Regions from separate parts of the Mus musculus genome. Here region 2 is linked to region 1. Evidence: chromatin loops called from intact Hi-C (ENCODE). Cell type or tissue: left cerebral cortex. All regions are shown on one strand. Links, peaks and the distances in the headings refer to the core of each region. The heading gives the core; the rest is flanking DNA. Region 1 overlaps Gm39952 (a long non-coding RNA gene). Region 2 overlaps Slc24a3 (solute carrier family 24 (sodium/potassium/calcium exchanger), member 3).

The links. A loop is a pair of places that touch in the nucleus more often than their neighbours do. Peaks named below come from ENCODE experiments on the same cell type or tissue, not always from the same donor. Only the 100,000 strongest peaks of a DNase experiment are listed, where the experiment ranks them.
Region 2: a loop joins it to region 1, with 4 times the contacts of the local background. A loop is called at or near these places in 3 of 42 quality-filtered maps.

The regions. Positions count from the first base shown.
Region 1 is chr2:144,894,839-144,897,759 of GRCm38, forward strand. The region is part of intron 2 of Gm39952 (a long non-coding RNA gene); the gene reads left to right. Among named protein-coding and RNA genes, the nearest start is that of Gm39952, 67 kb to the left of the region's middle. In left cerebral cortex, for the core only: a CTCF peak has its summit at 1,770; a DNase peak (open chromatin) is centred at 1,825.
Region 2 is chr2:145,592,696-145,595,616 of GRCm38, forward strand. The region is part of intron 8 of Slc24a3 (solute carrier family 24 (sodium/potassium/calcium exchanger), member 3); the gene reads left to right. Among named protein-coding and RNA genes, the nearest start is that of Gm52530, 2.5 kb to the left of the region's middle. In left cerebral cortex, for the core only: no CTCF peak of the experiment used is centred there; a DNase peak (open chromatin) is centred at 1,304.

The DNA of each region.
Region 1 (2,921 bases), core at 208-2,707:
TCTTCTCTCACTTCTCATCTCCCTACCAAACTCACGGTGATTTTGAGGATCACTTATTAAACAAACTGTTCGCATTCAACTTCTTGCCAGTCTGACTTTTGAGCGCCTCAACATAAGACAATAGGTCATAACTGTGCTTGTAACTTTGTTTTCAAAGAGTTCTTAAACGCTTTAATCTCCCTTCTAGGTCACCACCCACCAGAGGAAGTGAAAAAAAAAAAGGATACAGGGCAAGTGGACCTTTTTAGAAATGATTCTTTGGAGCAAATCTCATCTGTGTTGTCAGGAAATCAGCAGTTCGGCAACTTGATCTACTCGCAAACACTTTATAGATACACCAGCAGTCCAGTTTAGTAGTGTTGGGATAGCAGCAGAGGTGGCAGGACCTAGCGGGAACAGCTAGGCCTCAGCTGAATTGGCCCGAGTCAGCAGGAGGAACCAGGGCCAACGGGAATGCCAGGAAGTTCTCAGTTGTGCCTCTCTCAGTGAAGCAAAGATCAGTAAAGACTCATGATCAAGAAGTGTTTAGTTATGCAAACAAGCCAAGCTCAGCCCCTTCACTGTCCTTTAAGTCCTGTTTATACTTCCTTTAAATGTCACATGTACTCTATGGGTCTTATCTCACCATATGTCTTGCCTCATCACATGAGTCTGTCTCGGCTGACATCATTCTGTCAATCGGCCAGAGTTCATGGAAGAGGCAAGAAGCTGCAATACACTACTAGGAGTTTTGTGGTGCATTTCTCTCTGTGGAGTCCCAACACAAGGAACTCAACCACACAATGAAAGAAGGACCAATACATGTGTGCCTTTAGCGAAGAATCCTTCATCAAGTGTCCTTTTATGTGCTTGCTTTAGCAGAACACCTTTTCACCCATGATCCTTTCAGTGAAACGTTCCTTCCTGAGTTTGCTTCAGTGAAACGTTCCTTCATGAGTCTGCCTTAGCCTTTCACCTGTATCTTCTGCTTTAGCAAAATGTTCCTTCACGTGTTTGCCCCAGCAAAACACCATCCAACATAACTGACTTTCCAAAGAATCTTTTAAGTTTCCACTTAATGTGGTGAGGTTTTTTGTTGTTGTTCTGTTTGTTTGTTTGTTTGGTCAAACAACACAAGCTACAGTCATCTGGGAAGAGAGAACCTCAACTGAGAAAATGCCTTCCTCAGATTTGCCTGTAGACGAGTCTGTGTGGTATTTTGTTGATTAATGATTGATGTGGGAGGGCCCAATCCACTGGGGGTGGTATCACCCTGCTCAGGTGGTCCTGAGTTGTATAAGAAAGTAAACCAAGTAAGTTATGGAGAGTGAGTCAGCAAGCAGCCTCGGCCTCAGTTCTTGCTTCAGCTCCAGGTTCCTGTTTGAGCTCCTGCCCTGGCTTCTCCTCAGCTGGGACTGTAAGCTGTAAGATGAAATAAATCTTTCCTCAAATTGCTTTTGGTTACGGTTTTCTCAAGCAATAGGAAGCGAACTAGGACACCAACACTCTGCAGCTCTGCCTCTCAACATCTCCTTTACATACTGCTCTTCAGACCAGGAGCTTCAGTCGGCTGCCATCTGGGGAGGGGGCTCTGTGAGTCTACACAGCTGACTTGCTGTGATGTCATGGCTGTTTTGTCCCTCTACCCTCCTTTGAGTGTTGTGAGGTCTTCTGGTTCTTTCCCACCAGAAGATGCAGGGATGTACTCTAAGAGTCAGATTTACACACTTGGCAGATAGAGTTACACACTAGAAGAGAGTGGCACATGGTTGCTTTTTGGTATTTGGAGGTGATGACAGATCTAAGGGTGGAGGGTAGGTGGCAGCAAAGTCCTGGTCATATCTGTTGGAAGTACTACGCTCCTGTCTTCAGTGTTGGAGGTGAATTTCGGCCTCTCACTGTGGAGATTTGAGCCTCTTTTCTTGCCATGATTGTTTTTCAGCTAGCTGGTGTCCCACCATTGAACCTAGCTCCTTCTTTTCTTGTTTTGCCCCTAAAACCACTTGCATAGTCAGGTTTGGACACTTAAAGCTGACAAAGAGATGACTCTGGTAAAAGCAAACCAGTGATGACTAACATGCAGTGCAAGTCCTCTGGTGGGCACAGTCAAATGAGGTAATTAAAATGTTATTAATTCTTTGAGAATTTTGTGTAATATATTTTGGTTCTATTTAACTCATAGTCCTTCCCCCAGCTCCTCCCGGATCCATACTCATCTTTCTACTCTCTCCCAACTCTGCTTCTCTTTAAAAAAATATTCTACTCGGTCTAATTTGACAATATACTTATTCTTAGGTGTGGAGCCCTACACAACAGTAAAGTTGACCAAACATGGGTCACACCCTTGAACTATCAAGAGCAATTATTTTTAGTGAATGTGCACAAAGCTAACTTTTAAAATCTCATTGTCTTTTCTTGAGTATTCTATTTGAACCTTACCTAACTGTGGGTCCCTGAAGTTGGAGACCAGTGGGACTGAGATGGTTTGTAATAAATGATCTTAGTAAGAAACTTTGTTCAGACTAGAGAGGAAATCGCATACCTAATAGACATCAAAATGTCAAGCAGGATGTAATTATGAATTTTGAATTGCAAAAAGCAGTTCTAAATAGCCACAAATGCACTATATTATTGTCCTTTTGGTAAGACAGTTTACTGATAAGAGGCCAGTGGGAGTACCTTTCCTAAGCAATTTCAGTCCCACTAATGTTTTGCAGTTGCTTTTGTAAGGTTACTGTGAAGCTCAAATCTTGGCTTGTGTGGGTGTAAAGTGGACCTTTGTGACCACAGCCACCAGAGGGAAATCTTTACTGTTTCTTTTCATGTTCTTTCTGCACCAGAGCTTATTGAGAAGGTGACTTTGAGGGCCAAGTACAGCCATAGCATAAATAACAAGCCTTCTGTGATTAGCTTACACAATAGTCAAGTGAGTCTCAACAGCC
Region 2 (2,921 bases), core at 230-2,729, 700 kb after region 1:
AGTTATTAAAAATTCAGATTATGATAAAGCACATACAGTCTACTTTTAAAAGAACCTAGCTCTTCATACTGATGCATAAAAAAATAATGTTTTTAAAGTAATAGTGATCAAAAGCCTAAAAGGGGTCAGCATGACTAGGAGTACCCCAGGTCCCCACGTCTGCCAGGGATGCTGCCCTCAAGTGTGGCACATCAGGGTCACTGCCGACCTCAGCCACTGTCCACCACTGCTGAAGGGTCATCTCAGGGAAAGGACCTTGGGATCTTGGGGAAGCACTCATTTGTGCTATCTCATAGAACTGCACTACATGAGATCCACATCAGGGAGAGATGAATGCAGACAGGCCAGTGAACCAGCTTTGGCTGGTACAGAACCCTTTGAAATAACTAACATGTCTTAGAGCCAGAAAAGGGAGTGATTTTTTTTCTTCATTCCAAAGGAATCATAGTCACTGCTCTGTAGTTGTAATGAGACACTATGACCAGGGCAACTCTTATAAGAGAAAGCATTTAATTAGGGCTGGCTTACAGTTTCAGAGGTTTAATCCATTATTGTCATGGCAGGAAGCATGCAGGCAGACATGGTAGCTGAGAGTTCTACATCAGAATTCGAAGGCAGAAAGAAGAGAAGAGAGAACCACTGGGTCTGGCTTGAGCTTCAGAAACTCCAAAGCCCAACCCCAGTGACATACTTCCTCCAACAATGTCACACCTCCTAGTCCCTCTCAAGGAGTTCCATTCCTTAATGACCAAACATTCAAATATATGAGCCTATAGGCGCCATTCCTATTCAACCACAAAAGTGTGTTCTCTCTCTCTCTCTCTCTCTCTCTCTCTCTCTCTCTCTCTCTCTCTCTCTCTCTCTCTCCCTCCCCCTTGTGATGTTAGGTAAACCAATGCTAGGATAGAGATTCTGTAATGAAGCAGGCCCTCAGTGCCTACATCCCGAGCACCAACAGTCCTATACATGGAATCAGGAGTGTGGATAGAGCCAGGAGGGCCACAGATGTATATCACAAGTGGTGTGCAACTTGGTGCTAGCCCTGGGGGATGGTAGAGTTAAAAATCTCTCAGTGTTTGCTTCCAAAGACCTGAGCTAAGGGCTCCCAGGGCACTCGGTCCCATCATTCTGAGTGCCAGCCTGTTGTGTAATCACTGTTATTGCATGCATGGGCTGACAGAGAGAATTTCTCATATGAGTGAGACTGGGAAATTAAACTCTGCACTACTGGCCCTTTGCTGCTCGGGGAATTCCAGGGATTTCAGTTCCTCATGTTAGGAGATGCAAATTATATTGAACTTGAAAATGCTTCTCACTGTTTGCTTCTCCTGTTTTCCTACCTACCAAGCACTGCCTTATCTGGAAGGGCGTGGGCAGGAACTCATCTTTCCCTTTAAAACCAAACTCTTCAGCATACACAGTGAAGCTGCAGCAGGGATTTGGTGACACCTTCCAAGCTGAATTTCACTGTTGCAAGATAGTCCAGCAGCTCCTAGAGATGTTAAGGCAGGTGATTAGCTCACTTTCTATCTTCAGAAGGAAGCTGATTGCAACTGTGTTGATTTTGAAAGAGTGTTCCTAAGAAAATGAATTTGTATTGCCAAATACAAATGCAGTAGTCTCTCAGGATTTGTGAAGAATTGGTTTCAGGACTACAGATGATAGCAGAATCTATGGTTGTTCAAGTCTGTATGTAAACTGTAATGGTATTTACACACTTTCTTCCATATGCTTTAAGACACCTCCAGATCATTAATAATCAATGTAATGTAAATGCTGTTTAAATAGCAGAGTTGAGGTGTTCTCATGTATTACATATCATTACATTGGATCAACAGTTTGCAACATGTAGGTCTCAACCCCTTTGGGGAGAGGTCAAAGGACCCTTTCAAAGGGGTTGCCTAAGACCATCCTGCATATCAGATATTTATATCATGATTCATAACAATAACAAAATTGAAGTTATGAAATAGTGACAAAAAATAATTTTATGGGTGGGGGTCACCACTACATGAAGAATTGTATTAAAGGGTCACAGCATTAGGAAGGTTGAGAACCACTACACTACATTGTTCATGGAATTGTCTTAACTTAATTTCCCACAGCTGGGATAAAATAACATGACAAAAGCGACTTTGGGAACCAATGGGCTTGTTTTAGCTCACAGTTCTAGTACAGACTAGCAGAGAAGTCACAGCAGCAGAATCCTCAGAGAATTGGTGGCATTGCATCTACAGTCAGAAGCAGAGAGCAGTGAATGAATGCTGCATTCTAGTGTTAAGTTCAGTTTCTCCATTTTATACAGTCCAATATCAACTGCCTAAGGAATAATGCCACCTACAGTGGGCATCTCTTCCCATTAATCTAGATAAACTTCCTCACACCATGCTCACCCAGGCAACCTTCTCAGGTGATTCTAGATTGTGTTAAGTTGGTGCTAAAAGTGACCATGATGTGAATGATGGGAAGAAAAAAAAAAGGCATCTGTGTTTGTTCAGTACAGAAGAATTTTTAAAATATTTTTCAATCTGTAGTTGGTTGAGTTACAGAAGTAGAACCTGTAAATAAATAGGGTTAACTATATAAAAAATAAAAAGTGTTGCCGGATTGAGATTCCTTGACCATTCTTAAAGCTTGTTGTGCCATGTGTTTATGTTCAAGCAAGGAGTGGAAGCCAGCAATCAGTTGGGATGCTTTTAAGAGAAGATCATTTTTACAAACAACCATCATGATGACTGGGACAGGAGTAACAATTACAACTTTAGACCAATCATTATTGATCCTAGGAACTGAAGGCTAGACTTCCCTTTCTTGAGATCAGTTGTTGCCTCAGTACAGTAGAGTTCTACTCTGGGCAAGAGATAGAGACATCTCTCTGTTAGGTAGCATACAAAAGACACTTAGAACTGAAAACAAGAGAG